4 separate regions of the Mus musculus genome follow, and regions 1, 2 and 4 are each linked to region 3. The links are chromatin loops, found by intact Hi-C in ENCODE. Cell type or tissue: heart. All regions are shown on one strand. Each heading gives the region's core, and the rest is flanking DNA. Links, peaks and the distances in the headings are about the cores only. Region 1 holds the start of Cops5 (COP9 signalosome subunit 5). Region 2 overlaps Cpa6 (carboxypeptidase A6). Region 3 overlaps Arfgef1 (ADP-ribosylation factor guanine nucleotide-exchange factor 1(brefeldin A-inhibited)). Region 4 has its middle 40 kb from the start of Cpa6.

Region 1 (5,696 bases), core at 327-5,326, 190 kb after region 3:
GCTGGAAGATGGGGAGGGCTGCTGGGAAATGCTGAGTTCTGGGAATGAGCCAGCTCTCACTCTTACAACCCACAACAGCTGCAAGACCTGTGTGTTCAGTGTATATTATTTACAACTTCGTAAAAAGATTACTTTCTTCACCAAAGCTAGTTTTGTTATTCTTGTTTTTAAGAAAGGATCTCTCGGGGGCTGGAGAGATGGCTCTGAGGTTAAGAGCACTGACTGCCCTTTCAGAGGTCCTGAGTTCAATTCCCAGCAACCACATGGTGGCTCACAACCATCCGTAATGAGATGTGACATCCTCTTCTGGAGTGTCTGAAGACAGCTACAGTGTACTTACATATATAATAATAAATAAACCTAAGAAAGAAAGAAAGAAAGGAAGAAAGAAAGAAAGAAAGAAAGAAGGAAAGAAGGAAGGAAGGAAGGAAGGAAGGAAGGAAGGAAGGAATCTCTCTACCTGAAATTACTATGTAGATCAGGTTGGCCTTCCACTCTAAGATACCCACCTATCTATCTATCCAGCCAGAGTGCTGAGATCAAAGGTATGCATCACCACACTGGACAGAAACTGTAATGTTTCTAGTTTCTAGGGGAAAAAAAATTTTTTTTTCTAAAAACGTATCAAATTCAGTAACAAAATATGGGACAAAAAGGAGCTACTAGTCACTAATGCCACAAGGCCTGGAGATATGGAACCCTAAAAACACAAATCCCAGCAAGCTGTCTGGTTTGAAAAAGTTTAGTTCACATACATTAAGTTGAAACTAGTAAGACATGCTAACAGAAATTTCCAAACATGGTTAAAATTCAAGAATCAAATTTGAACAACATCAAAGATGTTTACTTAAGCGGTAAGTAAGTGTTTTCAACAGACAGAAATGGTAAGTACTTGCCATCCCAGTTACTCCCTACTCAGGACAGAGGCAGGCAGAAAAGATCCCAAGTTTAAGCAGTCAATCTTCAATATACTCCATCAAAACAGAACGTAACTACTTTAAGATACAAGGACAAACATGGGGTCAAATGAACACAGGTAGGGATAACCCACAAGTAAATGCTGGGCAATGTTCACTTGAATGAATGCGGAAGACCTGAAGCTGGATAAAATGTCAGGATTCCCTCCTAACAGTAACTTAGTACCAATTATTATTACAACTTCTGAAACTCATCTTAGGTAACAGTAACTACAATAAACTATCTATTAACCAATAGCCTTTTCCCCAGTAATGACCTTTTGCCAAAGGCTATTAGGAGCAATACTGTAGTTAAACAATTTAGATGAACTACTACTGCACTGATGTATGGACGCATCAAGAACACACAATAATGGCAACCCGAGTTTCTTAGTAAGAGGGCGCTGGGAAATAATTATATGACTGGAGCTTGAACTGGGTGACTTCGGAAAAAGTGTAAGAGAACAGAACTTTGCCATCAGGAAGTGGGAAAAATTTTAATTAAATTCTAATTAAAAATTCATAATAAATCTTACCTATAGTATGAGGTTAAAATGAAACAAAAAAAAAAAAAAAAAGAGGCAGCTACCTGCAAAAAAAAATGACTCTACTACAAGAAAAAAGGACTAGGGACAGATGCTCAGGGAGAAATAAGATGTAGACAAGAACAAGGGCAGGCATAAAAGACAGAGGGGAAAATGAAGTTTCTCATTGAACTAGCCAGAAAGGGTCTCACAGTCTTCTTCTCCTTAGCATATACATGAGCATTTGACTATGAGTACCATCCAAATCTGGACAAATCACTCTGAATTTTGCTAAAGAAAAGGTGTCCTGAAAGCATCCTTTCCTGTTTGCCTTATCTGAACCTATCTGCTCCCCTCCCAGGCCATCCCAGAGATTCCAGAGAGAAAGAGCCTCTCTATGGGAGCACGTCAGCAAATACTTCACACCAGCAAGTTCACAAAAAAAGGGGGGGCAAAACAAAACAAAACAAAAAAAAGTGTCTCCCTACTTTTTTGGAGCTCTTTTTTGCTTATCAACATGACAAGCCATTCTTCCACATAAAACTTAGCTTCTTAGAATAACTGGCTTTCTATAAAGCCTTTTTTTCTTTTCTTTTCTTTCCCCCCTGGAGGCAGGGTCTCACTATATAACTCTGGTTGGCTTAGAACTCAAGAGATCTGCTTACCTCTGTCTCCAAAGTGGTGGGATTAAAGGCATGTGCCACCACACCCAGCTATAAAATTGTTTTGATTGCTTTTAGGACCTTACACTGTACAAACTGTTTGAAAACTAAGTCTTATCAAAACTTCTACGTTAGCTTCTTAATCTTATTATCTTCAGAGCCAGATATATCTCAAAAGATGAGTCTCACTGCTAACATTTAATGAAAACTTGATTTGGGTCTGGAAAAAATGGCTCAAAACGTAGACACTTGCAGCCATGATGACGGAGTTTGACAGCTGGGATTCTGTAGGAGGAGAGAAAATTAAGATACACACACACACACATCATACACATATATATATGTATGTGTGTGTATATATATATGTGTGTGTGTGTGTATATACATACACACAGTACGTATTTCTTTCAAACCAGATTCTAATTCCACACAAAGATACACTATCAAGGCAGAGAAAGTTCTCTCATCAAGCAACCACAGTGAGAGAAAAGCAACAGATTTCATAGGGATATGGAGAAGATTAAGTTTAACTTGCAAAGTGTTAAACATTAACCAACCCTCCGGGTGCAAGCACTCTGCGAGGCTTAGCAGCGATGCGCCAGCAGAAGAGAAGGCGCAGGAGAGCCACTAAGGTCTCCAGAGACGCAGCGGGTGGCAGATGCCTCTGAAAGCGTCAACGCGTTGTCAGGCAACCGGCGGGCCCAGAGGCCGCCCGGGAGTCTGCAGCGCGCGTGCAGGGCACCGCCCCCAGCCCGGCAGCCTCGAGACCAGCACCTGGGGCCAAGCCGGGCCACCGCCTCGCGACCCGCGCCTCAAGCCCTGCCCCCACAACACCCCGGAGCTTCCCGGCTCCGCCCGGCAGGCTCGAACCCCCGCCCGGCTACAGCGACCCGGGCCGGCCTCCCGCGCCAGGGCGCCGACTCTTCGCACAGCCGTCCACACCCGCTACCCACCGACTTACTCCCAGCGAGAAGCCACGCTCCCAGCGGGCTCCACAGTCCGTGGTTCCGGCGACTCCGGCGCGGACCTAAAAACCGGTCGCCCGCTCAGGACTCCGCCTCCCAGGCCCAGCCCCCCGCCCGCCCTCCACCAACGGCCAGGCGCGGCCCCGCCCCTCGGGCTGCTGGCGGAGGCCGCGCGGCCGAGGGCGCCCCCTGCAGCCCCGGAGGCCACCCGGTGCACCCGCTGCTGCGCCCAGGGATTCCTGAAATGTGACCACTCCCAGGCTAAATCCCAGCCATCCAAGCCCAGGACGGTCTCCAGTCACGAAGTGTGGATGTGAGAGAAGGAATGTCCGCACCAGCAGTCTGGTCAACTCTCTGTCCTGGGCTTTCATTACCATTTCAACATGTTATTCTGTATGTTTCGAGTGGCTGTGTATTGTGACCACTGGAACAAGCTTACACAAGCTTCTCAGAAAGAACTTAAGATACTAATGTACTCTAATGTCCCTAGTGTGCCCGAAGTTATACTTTAAGAAGATTCTATTTTTATTTTTGGTTTCGTTATTTTGTCTCCAATAGTCCAGGGAGAAAGCGGGGTTGGAACTCTTGATTCTCCATTCTCCACCTCCCAAGTACTGGAATTAGAAGAATGTTGCAATGTCCTTGCTCTGTTTTGTTTGCCCAGCTCCTTGACTTTTTGAAACAGGGTCTCCTGCAGCCCAGGCAAAAGCACCTGCATTAGAAGAGGATACAGACGGGCAGTAGTGGTGCACGCCTTGAATCCCAGCACTCAAGCAGGCAGCTCTCGAGTTTGAGGCCAGCCTGGACTACATAGTTCCAGAACTGCAAAAACCCCGGGGTCCAGGTGAAGCAGCTACAGAGCCTTCGAATTCCTGTGAAGGAGCAGTTACTGACGAAGAGTTAAGGAAAGGCATCTCCGAGCTGTGCTTTTTAAAATCTGTGTGCTCTAAAGCAGAAATGTCAAGAAGTGCATTTCAAGCAATGCCTAACAACTAATATATTACTAAGCCAAGGAAAAAAGTTCTAATAGAATGAAAAACTGGGTTGGGGGAGCTAAAAGAAGATGATGAAGCTGGAGAAGTCTTTAAGAACCGTGTTACGAAAAAAATTAAATATATTAGAATTAAATAAAACACAAATTTCATGCATGCCTTCAACTTACAGTCTAGTGGGCAATTGGGGATGAGAATGTGAGGGAAGAAAACCTAAAAATACGACTGAAACAAATTTCACATTAACTGCTGGAAGGCACAGGTTGCGGAGATTAAATCTGCACTGAGACAAACCTTTTTTAAAAAGTAGCGCCTAAGGCATTCACCGCTCCTAACACTTGTATAAAATGTTACCCTATAAAGTCCCTAAAAAAGTTAATCTTAGCAACCGGTAACTTTTGCTTGCCACCTCGCAACAGTAGCGAAAACACAAAAGCGGAACGCCAACCACAAACCCCGGAGGCTTAACACACCGCAAATTATCTTAAAAGAGTCACGCGATCTTCCCCCTCCAAAACCAATAATCCGGAGATACTTACACCTCTGTTTCTCTAGAGATATTTAGTATTCCAAACAATTTATTTCGTTTGAAGCACCTACACTCACATAAACATAATTCCCCAAACTCAAGTTTCCTCCTACACACAATATGGTGGCATCTGAGTCTGCGCAGTACGAGCCGAGCCGGCCGACTCCTTCCTGGCAGGCCAATAGTCCCGCCTTCCGGCGCGAAAGGCTGTACCATTCCCACACCGAGGCTTTGCGTCCCTCGCAGTTCACACGAACGGATTTCCGAGCCAGCATGTTCTCGTTTCACCGGCAAGACTGATCTTAGCCGAGCCGAGCCGAGCCAACCCTAAGGAAGTGTTTTCTATGTCGCTGCGCCGCCGCCGCGCCCCAGCGCGCGAATGGTCTGGACCAACGTCACCTCCGGTCTCAAGTGTCATGGCTGCCTTGAGAGTCTAGTGAGTGTGCACCCTGGTGGGGAAGGTCCAAAGCCCGCACGCTGAGGCCCAGTAGAAGAAAGTTGCATCTTGATTGTGGAGCGACAGCTTCTCCGGTGCCTCGGCCATGGCAGCTTCCGGGAGTGGTATGGCCCAGAAAACCTGGGAATTGGCCAACAACATGCAGGAAGCGCAGAGTATCGATGAAATCTACAAATATGACAAAAAACAACAACAAGAAATCCTGGCGGCGAAACCCTGGACTAAGGAGTGAGGAGGTCCCTGGCGAGACGCAGGGGAGGGCAGGGATGGCGGGACTGTGAGAGACCCGCGAGGGGTGGGAGATGAAGGGTGTGGTGAGCTTGGCTTTCTGTGGGGCGTCGACCGAATATTGGCCACAGTGGCCTTAGTCTGCCTTGTCAGTAGAGCCTTACCTGTCCTCTAGGGCCTGCTTCGATTCCCCTTTTAGAAAGTTTCTTGCCTTCAGGGCGTGTAAAGGGCTGACTTGGGGTGCGACTTTTGTCAACATGATTATTTTTGTAAATCTCACACACTCTGCCTTGAACCTGGTGGCTACATGCAGTTAGTTGCAGCCTTCAGTAGATTCCCAAACTGAAGAGCGTGGCTGTTTTTATAAATCGAATGAGCAGAGC
Region 2 (5,000 bases), core at 1-5,000, 200 kb before region 3:
GGAAGGTGCCCAGATATCTGGTGTTCGAACCTGCCTCCTGGCAGAAGTTGTGTTCCACTCACCAGAGGTCTTAAGATCCCGTGGAGGGTCCTGTGAGGGTGCTGGGATCCTGCAATCATGAGATCTGGGTATGTCTGAGCTCCTGGGAGTCAAGCTGCCTTTGGGACCTTGAGAATCTGGTGTGACCAAGCTCCTGGGATCCTGGGATCCTCTGATCGCTGGCATGTTAGAGTGCCTGGGAGTGGAGCTGCTTCTGGGTGTTGTGGGGCATGATGAAAAATGGCTCATCATATGAAAGTGGCCCATCCTTTAACATTATTGGACGTGGTTCTCTGTCCTTCTGAGTAATGGTAATAACTCAATTTGATTTCTGCTTGCTCCTTAATGCATTGGTCCCACATTCTCACAACCTCTTTCTTCACCCAGTCTTTGTAGTTTTCCATGTCCTTGATGTATCTTTCTCCTGTGCTTCACATATTGTGATATGTTAGACACAGTGGGATGCTCGGTCATTTACACTTAAACCCATCACATCCATCCTCTTCCACCATCTAATGACTGGGAAGCCTCTGGCCATGGTCTCTAAAGCAACTCTTGCATTACAAAACAGCTCCAAAGAAGGGGATGGGCAGGAAAGATGAAACTAGGCAGCCTCAGGAATTAGAAAGGACTATGAGTCTCTTAGGATTTTTCCAAACTATTAAAATGTCACTTTTGGTAATAAATAATTTAGAAGCCATAAAAATAAAAAGCTAGCTATTATTTGTTTATTATATTGAAATATAAATCATGAGAAATACTAAGAATTGTGTCTTTTAAAAAAAAGAGGGTAGTTTGGATTGTGTGTGCTTTTCCTCTGTATAACTTGCAATTTGACACAAATATCTTCTAAAAATTCCCCATTGCTAATCATAATGGTCCCTCCTTAGCTGGATCAACTTCCAATGTTTGTCTTTTGCACTTTCCCTGTTGTGAGACACTTCTGACAATTCTTTTAATGTGACATATTGTCAGCTTCACTTCTGGGTCATCTCTGTTTCAGCTCCATCATTTCCTTCATGTAGGTAGACATTTGTGTCTGGCTGCCTCTCTGGAGGTGTGATAGGCTGTGTCAACATTCTTAGCACTCTGCTCAAAACACTGTTCAGCTTGATTCAAATTTTACCTCCAGCTTTATCATTTTTCATCTTAGTCGACAGCTCTCTTTGCGTCATCCACGTATATAGATACCATGTAGGCTTATACCATTAGACAAGGGGTGGTACAGAGCTACATCATTTTCTGTCTACTGAATAAGAGATGCACCATGACAAATCATCCAGTAGCAAACTTTGAGAAAAGCATGGAAGCTTTGATGACCATTCTTTACCGCTGTGGCATTTTAGCAATAGAAGCCCGAGCTATGCTAACTGAGCATTACAATGTGTGAGAGGACTTATTTTATTTAACAAAACTCCAGTAACTGAAATTTGTGTTTATCTAAGTTCTGTGAAGAAAAAAACACCTGTACTCAGCTCTCTTTTCCTTTGTATGATATGCCTTCAAAATGCCAGGCATGATGCTGGCTCATTATGACCAAACATAGCTAACCATTGGTAGTATGCTGTCTTGGTACACAATTTACAAAACCTCTATCTACAAAATGATAACCCTTTATTCCAAGTGAATTGACTTAGAAAAAAAAAGTAAAAGGTATCTAATACTATTTTCTTCCTAGTGACACAAAATATTTCACATATTCAGCTTTATTTAAAAATACAGGCTATTTCTCAGCCTCCACTTTTCCCACTGGTCATTCTAGGTGGTTACAATATAAATTAAGGATAAAAGCTACACACTAGGAGATAGATCAAGAGCTTTCCTTGTAAACACTAGGACCCAAGTTCAGTGCCCAGAAGCTCAGTTTTACAAGACCTAGGTATATGGCTCACAATGACAGGAGGATTCTGGGGACTGCTGGCCTGCCAGCCTAGCCAAATTCACAGGCCACAGAACCCAATAGAATCCCTGTCTCAACCACAAGATGGACAGTTCCTGCAGAATGATAGCTGAGGTTGACCCCTGGCCTCCATGTGCATGTGTCTGCACACACATGAACAAACACACACAGGGCAGGGAGGACTGGGGGTACACGACTAGAATTTATAGGATTAGCATATGATGTTCATTTCTTCATCCCATATTAACCGAGTTTATTGTTTGTGAATCTTTCAAACTCTTATTTAGCCAACTCCAACTATTTCATATTCAACAGGCATCTTGGACTCTGCTGGCAATAATAAGCTTTATAGACCAAGCTCCTCCCCTGCTGATTCCTGACAAAGTCTCTTCCTCTAAGCAGTTTCTCCACTCTTGAGATTTATGTAGCATCTTTTGCTGAGATGCCCCAACTTTGGTGTTGAAGTGTGCTTTCTTTCTAAATCATTTTACTCCATGGTGGTCCAAGTGAGGATGCTTTTCCTGATTGATGGTGGCCATGCCCCTTCCTGTGGCCCAGTTGTAACACTCCCAGCCCTCCCAAGGAGTTCTTCACTGACTGTGTGATTATTTTTTTGTACAAGTGATTCTACTAGAAAAAAAAACAGCAATAGAAGAAATCTTAAAAGCTACATTTTCTAAAGAGCCAATAATTCTGGTCTGTAAAATGATGACCCTTTATTCCAGGTTGTCATGGAGCTTGAAGCAACACCTAACCAGATCCAAAAATAGTGAACAGAAGACAAGGTCTTCTTTCTCCCACCAAACAAAGAATTAGTGTTTTTACCTTTTATCTTATACCACACATTTGTTTTTGTAAATTCTGATTTGTAGTGTATATATATTTAAGGGGAATCCAAAGCAGTCTTGGTACATAATAAACTCTAATATATAAATATATCAGTTCTCTTTCTTAAGTAACCCCTGTCATGATCTAGATGAATACCATCTCTATCTTTTATCTCCTTCAGAATATAATATTTAAAACTTTGATATCTTTTCTGAACAGAATTTAAATCAAAATCTGTTTTAGTAAAACATTTTCAAACCTAGTGGAGCCAATGAGTGCAGTTCCAAGGACTAACCACACTGAGGCATGTGGTGCATGGTTTTGTGACTGGCTGTCAGATCCCTATGTAATTCCCACAAGCAACAATCATACTCCAGAAATTAAACTCACCAGAATCAGATGTAATGGATTCATAGGCACCTCTTTCTCTGTGTAAATGATGGTATGTGTCTATACATTCAAATAAAAGCACGGCACACTTCTGTTTTTTATGGTCGTGAGTTGAACAACAGAAAGTAGACACATTATCATTATCTCTGTAGAAAATTAAACCACAGGAAAGGGGAAGGCCTGCATCCTTACTGCTTGAAGCAGTCAAGCCTCAATTACCCTGCCCGAGCAATACTCCTCGGTCATCATATCATGATTATTCTTGCTTTGTCTGACCAGATAGAGGATAGCTGCAATTCTTAGGGAGTTATAGAAATCACAAATTTAGCATGTGCATGACATTATCACCCTGATTGTTGTACAGTAGAAGAACACATACTGGCAGGAGTTCTAGATTCAACCCATTCCTGAATAGAACACTCAAAAATCACATTCTTGATTAATATTCAGAAATAAGGATCTTTAAAATAAAAGACCTGATAATATATTAAACAAAAGATGACATGGCAGAGAAACCCAAAAACCCTTAAATATAAAAATTAGATTTTCCTAAGTTTCAGTGATTAAGGTAGCTTAAAGCTGTATAGTAAAAGTATGGGATGAGAGACATAACTAGTATAGTAAAAATAGTCTAATACACAGAGACTCAACATTCAATACTTACAGGCTACATGTTGTTTTCAAGGACAAATGAAGTATTCACAAAAATTGATAAAATTCTAGGTCACAAAGTATTGCTGAACCCAAATAACTCTATTCTTGGCTGTGGTGGTGGAGGGGGTGCTCCTCATTACCCACCTCAGTATTCTGGGTTCTCAAATGAAACACACACACACAACCTTATATTTTAATATGCCTAAAACAGCTCAATGGTTGAGCCACTTCCAAACCTCCATGTGGTTAACACATTCCCCTCCAATATTCCTGAGTTATTACTTACTAAAACCTATATGTCATCTTGGCTGCCCTGGATGCAGACTTGTAGCCCTCTCAGGCTGAATTCCCTGACACCTACATGATGACAATGTTTTCTGTTAGGCACCTCTCAGGTACAGCTTCTACTTCTTTCCTGGCATGGCAACTATCTCTCCCCCTGCTCCTTCCTCAGTCCTAAAGTCCCACCTCTGTCTTCCTGCTCAGCCACTGGCTGCCAGCAACTTTATTTACCAATCAAAACCAACTGAGGGCATGACCACCACATCAACTAACATATGCTTCCATAGTTAGGAAAATACCAGGCTAACCATAAAATTACCAGACTGAAGGAAATATTAGAGATCAGAATAAATAGAGAATAGAAAAATTGTAATATAAAAATTTCAATACAACTGAATTTGGATTTTTGAAAAAAAAAGAAACATAATCAATTAGCTTCTAGCCTAAGAATAAAGAAAAGTTATGAATGAATAAAATAATAAGTCCAAGTGATGACTAAAATAGAAATATCAGAATGTAAAAGGATAACAAGAGACTATTACATATGATTTCCAAAAATTGTATAACCTTAAGAAAATGGGTGAATTCCTAGAGGGAAATAATGTAACTTGCTAAGATTGGATCATGAAGAATTAAGATACTTCAACATATCAATAACAAATAAAGATACTGAAGAAGTTATTGATAAGTTTCCAACAAAGAAACCTCAAGATCAGTTGATTTCACAACGGACTTTTACCAAACACTCAAAGAGTTATTGCCTATATGAGTGTACATATCTGAGTTTATATGTGTGTGTTTATGCACACACATGCCATAATCAAATATGGAAATCAGAAGAAAACTTTAGAGAGTAGGGTCTCTCTTTGTACTGTGAGATCCAGAGATCAAACTCAGATTGACAGGC
Region 3 (5,696 bases), core at 269-5,268:
TGTTGTTTATTAGCTTAGAAATTGAGGTGGGGCCGATCTGACGAGACTGAGCGTGGGGGAGGGTTCCGTATTGCAATTACAATAACTTTATGATTTGGCGTGGTACTTTGGGAAGAAAGGTTGAAGTTGTTCCCTCGTTGACAGTCTCGAGAAAGGGGGTTGCAAAAGGTGCCTCGAGTTTGCCATCTCTCTGCCCCAGCTACAGGAAAAAAGAGTAGTAATGTAACCTACTGGGCTGACCTGGAAGAACAAGACTAGAGGTTAAGGGGGTGGCGGTGGCCGTGTCTGTGTGGAAATGTGGAAGGAAAGAACCTTTAGATAAATTGACTTTAGGTAACACAGAAAGGGGTGTGTGTGAAATGAGAGAAAAGAGAAAGACAATGACACCCACCAGCCACATGTCTGGACAGTGGCAGCTGTTCTCAAGCTTCAGTTGTGATTTATAGTTCAGACAGAAGAGGTCTAGTGTAATGAAGCCACAGCAGGGCAAATCCCAAACAATACCTATAAAACCATTGTAGGCAGATAACGATTTGTTTGCGGTAGGTTTGGTAGGTCTAGTGCATCCATCAATAAGAGAATTGTTAAGGGAGAAGCCAGAACATTTAACACAGATAAATTTGTGATGCTTACCCTTTTGTTTATAGCCCTGGACCAGAGCAGCTCAACTTTGCAAGAAATGAAAATGGTTAAAAGTGATTTTTGAAAAACATTTTTGAAAGGGGACAAACTAACTTTATGCTAAAGTAAGGGGTCCAGATAGGTTAGAGACAATTTTGCATTTAAGTTTTGACTTAAGACTACCATTTAACTTACTCCAAATGTTACAGCCGCCCTTCCTCCTTTTTTTCTCAATACTTAGTAATATGAAAAACATCAACTGGATTTGTTTAACATCCACCAAAAAATGGTCCTTTTTGTTGGTGGTGTTTTGTTGTTAATGTAGTAGTATAGTGGACTTAAATAGTTCCTTCCTTTGCCCTTCATTGGTCATAAGTTCCCATTTTGTTATTGTAACTAACAACACGTTTCCAGGTGAATGAGAAGACTATTGTACAGTTGCAAAAATTGAATTTATATTTGGGTCCTGAAAGAAGTCATTATTAATTGGAGTGATAGGAAGGGTTTTAAGAACTTTTAAAATTATTGTGTGCTGTAGGGTTTTCAGTAACCTGGCAGGGTAAAAAAACAAATGAAATTCAAATTAAAGCTTTAGTATTTAAGAACTAAGCTTTGCTGTGTTAGAGTATGTGTGTCCATTTTTTTTCCTTTTTTTTTTTTTTTTTTTTTTTTAAGCAAGGGGCATGGGGGCATGCAGACAGGTTCCAAGTAGCCCAGGCTGGCCTAATATTTCTTTGTAGCTGAGGACAACTTGAACTTTCCTAAACCACTGTCTCTGATTTTGAATTCTGGGATTATAGACAAATGACGGCTTGTTTTAGAGGTGCAATGCAGAGGATGGAACCCAGGGATTCATTTGTAGTGGCAAGCATTCTATCAACTGAAAAATATCCAAACCCAGAAAGTATTTCCAGTATGCTAAAGCATACACATTTACAGGTTTTAAGTAAACTGGTTTTTATGTACTTTTTTTCTCTTTCCAAATACTAAAATGAGTATGTTGGCAGCTCATCGAAATGAGAGTCTGGGGTTTAAGTCCATCTTTTGTTACAGTTCAGTATTACTGTGCTTGGACTTTCTCAGTCCAGTTAAGGGTAGTGGACTCAGTGAATGTGAGTGCGTTCTTCTGCTAGATACATCTGGTATTCTTGCCGCTCTACATTTCTTCAGAAAGTCTGTAGCTCCCTTAACTGCAGCCCTGACATTTTTAGGCATAGGAATTCTTGATGGTGTGCTCTTTAAATCTTTTGCCATTTAACGAGTACCAGAGTACTTTGTTTACAGGAAGTTTTTTGGGTGTTTTTGTTTTTAACAAGAGGCATTTTCCATATTTCATAAAAGTTACATTTAGCTCTCTATAAAGTAAATTTTCAGTATGCAGTCTCATGGTAAATAACCCCTGATTTTTTTTTCTTCCAGTCATCTGTCAGTATTAAGTTTGGGATAGCTGCTATCTATCACTGGCTGACTTGGAACTCATTATGTAGACCAGGCTACCCTTGAACTATAGAACTTATGGCAGTCCTCCTGCCTCTGCCTCCAAGGTACTGAGATTACTGGTGCCTACTGGTGTGTGTGGCTATTGTTAAAACCCTTGTGAATATTTCTATATATATTCATTCTCTCTTTAGATGTTGTTGAACACTTAACACGGAGCTGAAAGGAGATGGGCAGTAAGCTAGGAAACATGCGCTATGCCAGACTTTGAATCCTTTTCTGGTTTTGTTTGAAAAAAATTTTATTGGCATTCAAGTAGAATTCAGATCATTGATATTTGTTATGTTTATCTCCCCTTTATTATAATAACCAGTTAAAAGAATTTTTCTGTAAATAATACTCATAAAATTAGAGCTTATCATGAACTCTTAAGAATACTCTATTTGACTTAAAATATAACTTTTTTGTAAACAAACAGTAGAAGTCAGGTTCAGTGACTGATGCCCGTAATGCCAGCAGTTAGGAGGATAGATTGCCATGAATGAATTTCAGGCTTTCTTGGTTGGGTTTCATAGCAAAAACATTTTCCACTCTCAAAGATACTATATAAATGAATTTTCAATGTTTACAAACAGTAACGAATCTTTAAATGGTATACAATTATTTAAAGCTTATTTTAAAATTTCTAGCATGTTAGATTTTATTTTACAGAATGGTTGTAAAAGAGCCTTTCCTTGTTAAATTAGTAGGAAGCCCAGGAACAGCTAGCTCCAGGTTGCCCTCTCTTGGTACCTGCCCTGTAGTTCTGTGTAGTGAACATGGAGGGATTCTCTGCTGCCCTAGCTTAGTGTGATCCATGCCTGCTCTTGAGAATCCTGCAGTAAAAATAGTCTGGCCATCTGCTGGCAGATGAGACAACAGCTGAGCTATTTTTAGTTTCAAAGAATTTAAGATTGTTCAGGATAGAGCTTGAAGGTGGTGGCATTGTTTCTCTTTGGGGAGGTTCTGTTGGGACATCCTCCAGCCAGGCTTCTAGGTTCAGGAGTTTCTTTGATGTTAGGATGTAAGTAAACTAGTCAACTTCTGGTTTTAGATAGCTGTGATAATAACTACAGATGTTGGAGTGAAAGTTCATGGTTGGAATCGACACTGTTGCAAAGTAAGAGAGAGAGAAGGTTTTCAGGAAGACAGACCAGGGGGACCAGCAGGGACGCAAGAGAAGTCAGTTTTCCTCAGGCAGAATATGAGTTTCTATTGTTACTCATTCTGTGAAATTATCCTGTTGACTTAGCTTTCTTATGAGTTTGTTACCCATAAATATAATTTACCCTAGAAATATATACTTTATTTATTTACTTACTTCCTTACTTAGACAAGGTCTTGCTAGATAGATTTGATTGGCTTGGTGCTAGCTACGCAGACCAGACTAACCCAGATACAGCAGTCAGGGTGACTTTGGCCTCTCGAGTGTTGGGATGTGAGCTACCTTGAACTTGTCAGTAATAAGAATGTAATATCATGATGCAAATATTACAGAACTCCCTTGCTTCTGCCTCACTAACCTGTTCTTATTTCAAGTGGTACTGTAATAAAAGAGTATGAGTGGAGGCTGAAGTCTGTGGTGCTGGTTTTGTGGTACTTTTACTTATCACCATCTGAGACAGGGCCTTCTTCCCATTCAACCTAGAAATTACCATCTTTGTAAGACTGTCAGGGCAGTGAGCCTCTTTTCTTCCCCTGTCTACCCTCACCTCCCAGCACTGGGGTAGCAAATATGTGTCATTGTGCATACCTGGCTTTGTGTGGGTGCTGGGACTCCAAATTCAGGGCTTCATGTTTGTGCAGTACACTTTTCCCAGTGAGCTGCCTCCTACCTTCCTAACACATTTAAGATACAATTTTAATCAATTAGCAAGTCTTCTTTGCTATCTAAAGTAAAAGGTGGTGTTCAGTACCTGAGCTGCCTGAATCTTTGAGTAAAAAAAGATCCAGTGTATATGGTCTTTACTTTGACATTTCAGGTTGGTTTTAAGGATCCTTTATTCAGAATGGCCATGGATAAAATGTTGTGAAGCCTAACCTCTAGAGAAACTTTTTTTTTTATTACGTATTTTCCTCAATTACATTTCCAATGCTATCCCAAAAGTCCCCCACACCCTCCCCCCCCACTTCCCTACCTACTCATTCCCATTTTTTGGCCCTGGCGTTCCCCTGTACTGGGGCATATAAAGTTTGTGTGTCCAATGGGCCTCTCTTTGCAGTGATGGCCGACTAGGCCATCTTTTGATACATATGCAGCTAGAGTCAAGAGCTCCGGGGTACTGGTTAGATCATAATGTTGTTCCTTCGATAGGGTTGCAGACCCTTTAGCTCCTTGGGTGCTGTCTCTCGAGAAACTCTTCACCCACACATTGAGCTGACAGAGTAAGCTCAGGTTACAGTCAGATACAATCTTATTTCCATTGGGAGTTTAAACTGCACATGAAATTCTCTAAAGCAACCTAACCTGCTGAATTTTATTTACCTTCTCCTAGATTTATGAGACCGTTTTCAGTCTTTAATGTAGTTAATGCCACAGGGACACATGGTGATCACTGTTTAAGAGAAAAGACAGAGTGGTTAATGCAGTGACCAGAACTGCTGCTGAGACAGTTCTTCCGAGCAGTCCTGTGTTTAGGGAAAATGGTAGTCACGTTCCAGTTAGGTAGCTGGTAGCCAGGCATAGAGAAGGACATGCTGTCATCCCAGCACTTGTTAGGTCGACGATGATCAAGGAGTTTAAGGATGGTGGTGGCAACACCAGATCCTGTCTCAAAAACAAGAACAGCTGGGTTGGAAGCTCAGTGGATGAGTACTTGTCAGGTATGCAGGACTGCCTCTGTGGAGTCTCCACCCATGAATAAAGCAGATGTGGTGTTACAGGCCTGCAGTCTCAGAACTGAGCACCTGGAGATAGGAGGGACCAGTTCAAGGTCAGTCTGGGCTACTGGAGACCTTGTGTCAAACAAAGGTTCATGGGGTGACTAAGGTCGAAGACTAGTTTCCTTTTGTTTCCCTTGCGTCTCCTGGTACTAAATTGACTCTCCTGATAACCTTTATCTCGTAGATAAAATTATGAATAGAAAATAATTTAGGAAGTGTTTGTCATATTCCTTGTGGACAATTGAGGAAACAAATCTAACAAAGAAAAACACACAAATTATTGATGTTCCAAGCAAAATATTTTTACCTTATTTTTACAAATTTGCATATTTTTATGTATATGAGCCTTTTGCCTGCATGTATGTATGTAAGTCATACATACATGCATACATCCTTTGGTAAGTCAGATGAAATCATTAGATTGCATCCAACTGGAGTTATAGCCAGTTACGAGGGTGCATGTGTGTAACGTGAACCATACCCAGGTCCTCTGAAAGAGTGCTCAGTGCTCTTAACTGCTGAACCATCTATCTTTTCAGCCCAAAACATACATTCTTTCTGACTATATGCTTGCGAATGTGTGTCTGTCTGTCTGTCTGTCTGGCTGTGTGCATTGGTTTTGTTTTTGTTTTTTAGCAAACATAATTATCTTGCCTTTACACATATTTTTTGTTTAATTTTATTTTTAATTTATTTTTTACACTCCATATTCCACA
Region 4 (5,696 bases), core at 290-5,289, 530 kb before region 3:
GATATAAAATTAACTCAAGCAAGTCAATGGCCTTTCTGTGTACAAAGGATAAACAGGCTGAGAAAGAAATTAGGGAAACAACACCCTTCTCAATAGTCACAAATAATATAAAATACCTTGGTGTGACTCTAACTAAAGAAGAGAAAGATCTGTATGATAAGAACTTCAAGTCTCTGAAGAAAGAAATTAAAGAAGATCTCAGAAGATGGAAAGATCTCCCATGCTCATGGATTGGCAGGATCAATATAGTAAAAATGGCTATCTTGCCAAAAGCAATCTACAGATTCAATGCAACCCCCATCAAAATTCCAACTCAATTCTTCAACGAATTAGAAAGGGCAATCAGCAGATTCATCTGGAGTAACAAAAAACCTAGGATAGCAAAAACTCTTCTCAAGGATAAAAGAACCTCTGGTGGAATCACCATGCCTGACCTAAAGCTGTACTACAGAGCAATTGTGATAAAAACTGCATGGTACTGGTATAGTGACAGACAAGCAGACCAATGGAACAGAATTGAAGACCCAGAGATGAACCCATACACCTATGGTCACTTGATCTTTGACAAGGGAGTTAAAACCATCCAGTGGAAAAAAGACAGCATTTTCAACAAATGGTGCTGGCACAACTATCGGTTATCATGCAAATTGATCCATTTCTATCTAAGGTCAAATCTACGTAAGTATCTCCTTGTACTAAGTCAAATCTACATTTCTATCTCCTTGTACTAAGGTCAAATCTAAGTGGATTAAGGAACTCCACATGAACCAGAGACACTGAAACTTATAGAGGAGAAAATAGGGAAAAGCCTTGAAGATATGGGCACAGGGGAAAAATTCCTGAATAGAACAGCAATGCTTGTGCTGTAAGATCGAGAATCGATAAATGGGACCTCATAAAATTGCAAAGTTTCTGCAAGGCAAAAGACACCGTCAATAAGACAAAAAGACCACCAACAGATTGGGAAAGGATCTTTACCTATCCCAAATCGGATAGGGGACTAATATCCAATATATATAAAGAACTCAAGAAGGTGGACTCCAGAAAATCAAATAACCCCATTTAAAAATGGGGCTCAGATCTGAACAAAGAATTCTCACCTGAGGAATACCGAATGGCAGAGAAGCACCTGAAAAAATGTTCAACATCCTTAATCATCAGGGAAATGCAAATCAAAACAACCCGGAGATTCCACCTCACACCAGTCAGAATGGCTAAGATCAAAAGTTCAGGTGACAGCAGATGCTGGCAAGGATGTGGAGAAAGAGGAACATTCCTCCATTGTTGCTGGGATTGAAAGCTTGTACAACCACTCTGGAAAACAGTCTGGCGATTCCTCAGAAAATTGGACATAATACTACTGGAGGATCCCTCAATACCTCTCCTGGGCATATATCCAGAAGATGTCCCAACTGGTAAGAAGGACACATGCTCCACTACGTTCATAGCAGCCTTATTTATAATAGCCAGAAGCTGGAAAGAACCCAGATGCCCCTCAACAGAGGAATGGATACAGAAAATGTGGTACATCTACACAATGGAGTACTACTCAGCTATTAACAAGAATGAATTTATGAAATTCCTAGGCAAATGGATGGACCTGGAGGGCATCATCCTGAGTGAGGTAACCCAATCACAAAGGAACTCACACAATCTGTACTCACTGATAAGTGGATATTAGCCCAGAATCTTAGGATACCCAAGATATAAGATACAATTTTCTAAACACATTAAACTGAAGAACGAAGACCAAAGTGTGGACACTTTGCCAAAAAAAAAAAAAAAAGCAGCTCTTTAATAGAAACACTGGGCAGTGGTGGCACATGCCTTTATTCCCAGCGCTTGGAGGGCAGAGGCAGGTGGATTTCTGAGTTTGAGGCCAGCCTGCTCTACAGAGTGAGTTCCAGGACAGCCAAGGCTACACAGAGAAACCCTGTCTCAAACAACCAAAAAAAAAAAAAAAAAGAAAGAAAGAAAGAAAGAAAGAAAGAAAGAAAGAACGACAGAAAGAGATCATGATTTGGGAAAAGTATTACAAATAACTTACAAACAGGAACTATTTGGTTTTAATACCTACTGAGCACATTATAATAGTTATATATGCATAAGTGTACCACCTTAGAGCTCTTTAAACCTATGTATGACCTCATGGACATGTGATAACATGTGCTGTTAGTTAGCATTCGCTGTTTAGATAGATGCAGTCATGAGATGGTACTTGGCTTGGAGTTCTGGCTGTGTGGATGTTTTCCCCCTGCGAATTAGCAAAAGTAAAAAACTAATCCCCATAGATTATGATTGCTACCGTAACCTCATCATGAAGAGCAGTCAAGGTCAGATCTCCCAATTCCTTGGTAGAAATTGCCTTGATGTTTGCACTGGCAGCAATTCTCACTCCTAAGAAGACTATCTGGTTGACTGACCACCAAAGTTACAGTGAACTTGGCAAATTCCCAAGAGTACAAAGTCTTGTTCTCAGCCTTGTAGACATCCATGGCCAGCCATTTGGTCATCGTGAATTCATCCCCACAATGGGCAAGCCTATGGCAGGTCCCACATGATACCTTTCTAACAGCTTAGACAGAATCCATACCCATATCTGATCTTTCCTGTCTCCTATATCTGTAATGGGGCCTGAAATTACTAACAAAGCTGGACACTAGTCCTCAAAAGTCTATTGAGAGATATTTTCAAATGTATCAAGCAGTGCATAAAATCCCTAGTGAAAACCAATTCTAACAACAGGATGGACATCTAGAAACCACAAGGCAACTTATTAATTTACAAAGACAACACCACCACCAGGTGGCAGATGTGCACATTGATCACAGCCCCATCTCCCAGTGAGAGAGGTACAAGGAAAGCCATACATTCTCCAGTTGGCTGCTTAGTTCAAGTGGATCAAAAAAGGGTACAGATAGTGTGCTGGGGCAGATAGTGTGCTGGGCACAGATAGTGTGCTGGGGCACAGATAGTGTGCTAGGGGCAGATAGATGTGCTGGGCACAGATAGTGTGCTGGGGCAGATAGTATGCTGGGCACAGATAGTGTGCTGGGCACAGATAGATGTGCTGAGCACAGATAGTGTGCTAGGGGCAGATAGATGTGCTGGGCACAGATAGTGTGCTGGGGCAGATAGTGTGCTGGGCACAGATAGATGTGCTGGGCACAGATAGATGTGCTGGGCACAGATAGATGTGCTGGGGCAGATAGTGTGCTGGGCACAGATAGATGTGCTGGGGGCAGATAGATGTGCTGGGGGCAGATAGATGTGCTGGGGGCAGATAGATGTGCTGGGGGCAGATAGATGTGCTGGGGGCAGATAGATGTGCTGGGGGCAGATAGATGTGCTGGGGGCAGATAGATGTGCTGGGCGCAGATAGATGTGCTGGGGGCAGATAGATGTGCTGGGGGCAGATAGATGTGCTGGGCGCAGATAGATGTGCTGGGGGCAGATAGATGTGCTGGGGGCAGATAGATGTGCTGGGGGCAGATAGATGTGCTGGGCGCAGATAGATGTGCTGGGGGCAGATAGATGTGCTGTGGGGGCAGATAGATGTGCTGGGCGCAGATAGATGTGCTGGGGGCAGATAGATGTGCTGGGGGCAGATAGATGTGCTGTGGGGGCAGATAGATGTGCTGTGGGGGCAGATAGATGTGCTGGGGGCAGATAGATGTGCTGGGGGCAGATAGTTGGGCTGTGGGGGCAGATAGATGTGCTGGGGGCAGATAGTTGGGCTGTGGGGGCAGATAGTTGGGCTGTGGGGGCAGATAGTTGGGCTGTGGGGGCAGACAGTGTGCTACTGGCAGATGGATGTGTTTGGGGCAGATAGACAGATGGGTTTTGTGCATTCATTTGCTCATCTGGAGCTCACCCCCACAATGGTCAAGCTCTGCCGGGTCCCACAACTCTGTAACACAGCTTAGACAGGTACTGCTACCAGATCTGCTCTTTCCTGTGCCCTGTATTTGTAATGGGGTCTGGGATTATTAATGCTGCTGTCATTAGCTCCTTGAAAGTCTATCAAGAGGTATTTTCAAATGTATTAAGTACTACATAAAATTCCCAATGAAAACATAACAGTTTTATAATAATAGATCTACCCAACTGCCTTAAGATTCTCTATAGCCTAACTTGTTCTTAGTCCTTGTCCTAGCCAGGTAAAAAAAATTAACTATTCTTCCCCTTACTAAATGAACCCAGATTTTGGCATGGCTTCTTTGAGATTATTTCTGGGTTGCTTTGGTTAAAGTTTGATAAATTTCCAACTTTCTGTCACACAATCACAATTTCTTCATCATGCTAATGCATAGTTCATTCCACTACAGAGCTGACAAGATCTATCATTTCTTCTCCACCTCAGTCCTTGAAAGATCCTTTATTATTGTCTTCAAGGATCAGCTGCTGTACAGCACAGAATTATTAAGAACCAATATGTTTTGTGTAGTCTGCAGAATGATCTATAATAACATATTTTCAAATTTGAGTGAGTAAGTTTATAAGCACATTGCAAGTCAAAGTTAAATAATAAACAGAAATAGGTAGATGAGAGATGGATGGATAGATAGATAGATAGATAGATAGATAGATAGATAGATAGATAGATAGATAGATAGATAAAATGCCAAACACCAAATCAAATGCTTAAAATATCCAGTAGAAATTGAGATTTTGAGGTAGCCAGCTGGAGTTCCCAACTGACCTTTCTCTCCATAGCTGAACTTCCTATGGCTGAATATCAGGCCCCTCTCTCAGACTGTGGACACTTTTACATCATGAAATAAATAAATAAATAAATAAGAGTAACATCCACTGGAAATAGTTTACCTTCTAGCTTCTCTAAAGTGCCCAGTGATTTAACTTGGGGGCTACTTCTCCCTGTTACAGAGTTAGGGGGACAGATCATTGACAGATAAGGCGCCCTGGAGAGTACTTTGAGATAAGCATCTTGGTTCTGAAATGCAGTGGGTGAGGAGCACAACAATTCTAGAACTAGATTCTCAAACAGTACATGACAATTTACTAATACAATGTTTGTTACACAAAATATTATAGCAAGGAGAGCCTGCATAGTGCAGTACCTTCACTTTAGCTTCCATAATATTTCTTAAACACTACTCATACACTGATTCCTAGCTCGAAATCCACTTCCTATTCTCGCTAATGTCTGGAGCCAGAGATCTGCTTTGCAATTCAATTGCATTTCCCAAGAGACTCTAGGCAAATCACCTAACCCTCTGGGCTTCAATTTCCTTCTGTGTAAAATATGTAAAGTAGCAACCATACCTCCGGAGGCTGCTGTGGATGAGGTAATCAAAGAATGCATGCAAAAGTGGTATGTATGTATTAGCAAATAGGGCATTGGGAAATAGAGACACCTAGATAATTTGCAGAGCATTTGTCACACCTAAATTCAACTCTTGTTAATTAATGCTCTCTGCAACATTCTTCTAGGTCAGAAGCATCAGGATTTTATCAACTCTGTCTATTCTATAAATTATTCTATTATAAATATTAAAATAAAATTGGGGTTAGGAGGTTATCTCACTCAATAGTGTAATTACCTCGCAACATGAAGACCTGAAATCAAGCCTCAGAACTTACATTTTGAAAGACAGGCATGATTACATGTGCTTATAATCACAAAATGAGGGAGACAAAACAGGTAGATTTCTGGAGCTTACCAAGCTAAGCAA

The links. Hi-C counts contacts between places; a loop is a spot of excess contacts. Peaks named below come from ENCODE experiments on the same cell type or tissue, not always from the same donor. Only the 100,000 strongest peaks of a DNase experiment are listed, where the experiment ranks them.
Region 1: a loop joins it to region 3, with 4 times the contacts of the local background. A loop is called at or near these places in 3 of 42 quality-filtered maps.
Region 2: it touches region 3 in a loop (3-fold over the local background); 6 of 42 quality-filtered maps call a loop at or near these places.
Region 4: a loop joins it to region 3, with 3 times the contacts of the local background. A loop is called at or near these places in 4 of 42 quality-filtered maps.

The regions. Positions count from the first base shown.
Region 1 is chr1:10,037,287-10,042,982 of GRCm38, reverse strand. It overlaps Cops5 (COP9 signalosome subunit 5), which reads left to right and starts at 4,824. Exons shown (of 8, transcript NM_013715.2): 1 at 4,824-5,313. The coding sequence starts at 5,171. It overlaps Cspp1 (centrosome and spindle pole associated protein 1), which reads right to left and starts at 4,765. Exons shown (of 30, transcript NM_026493.3): 1 at 4,639-4,765. In heart, for the core only: CTCF peaks have their summits at 3,144, 3,343 (motif pointing left) and 5,104; DNase peaks (open chromatin) are centred at 3,002, 3,212, 4,862 and 5,042; H3K4me3 peaks cover 3,256 bases; H3K27ac peaks cover 2,775 bases.
Region 2 is chr1:10,428,178-10,433,177 of GRCm38, reverse strand. All of the region lies in intron 6 of Cpa6 (carboxypeptidase A6), which reads left to right. Among named protein-coding and RNA genes, the nearest start is that of Gm25253, 120 kb to the left of the region's middle. In heart, for the core only: a CTCF peak has its summit at 3,056; no DNase peak of the experiment used is centred there.
Region 3 is chr1:10,226,372-10,232,067 of GRCm38, reverse strand. All of the region lies in intron 1 of Arfgef1 (ADP-ribosylation factor guanine nucleotide-exchange factor 1(brefeldin A-inhibited)), which reads left to right. Among named protein-coding and RNA genes, the nearest start is that of Arfgef1, 3.4 kb to the left of the region's middle. In heart, for the core only: a CTCF peak has its summit at 2,863; a DNase peak (open chromatin) is centred at 2,907; H3K4me3 peaks cover 782 bases; H3K27ac peaks cover 1,408 bases.
Region 4 is chr1:10,756,893-10,762,588 of GRCm38, reverse strand. No RefSeq gene overlaps it. Among named protein-coding and RNA genes, the nearest start is that of Cpa6, 40 kb to the right of the region's middle. In heart, for the core only: a CTCF peak has its summit at 2,794 (motif pointing right); no DNase peak of the experiment used is centred there.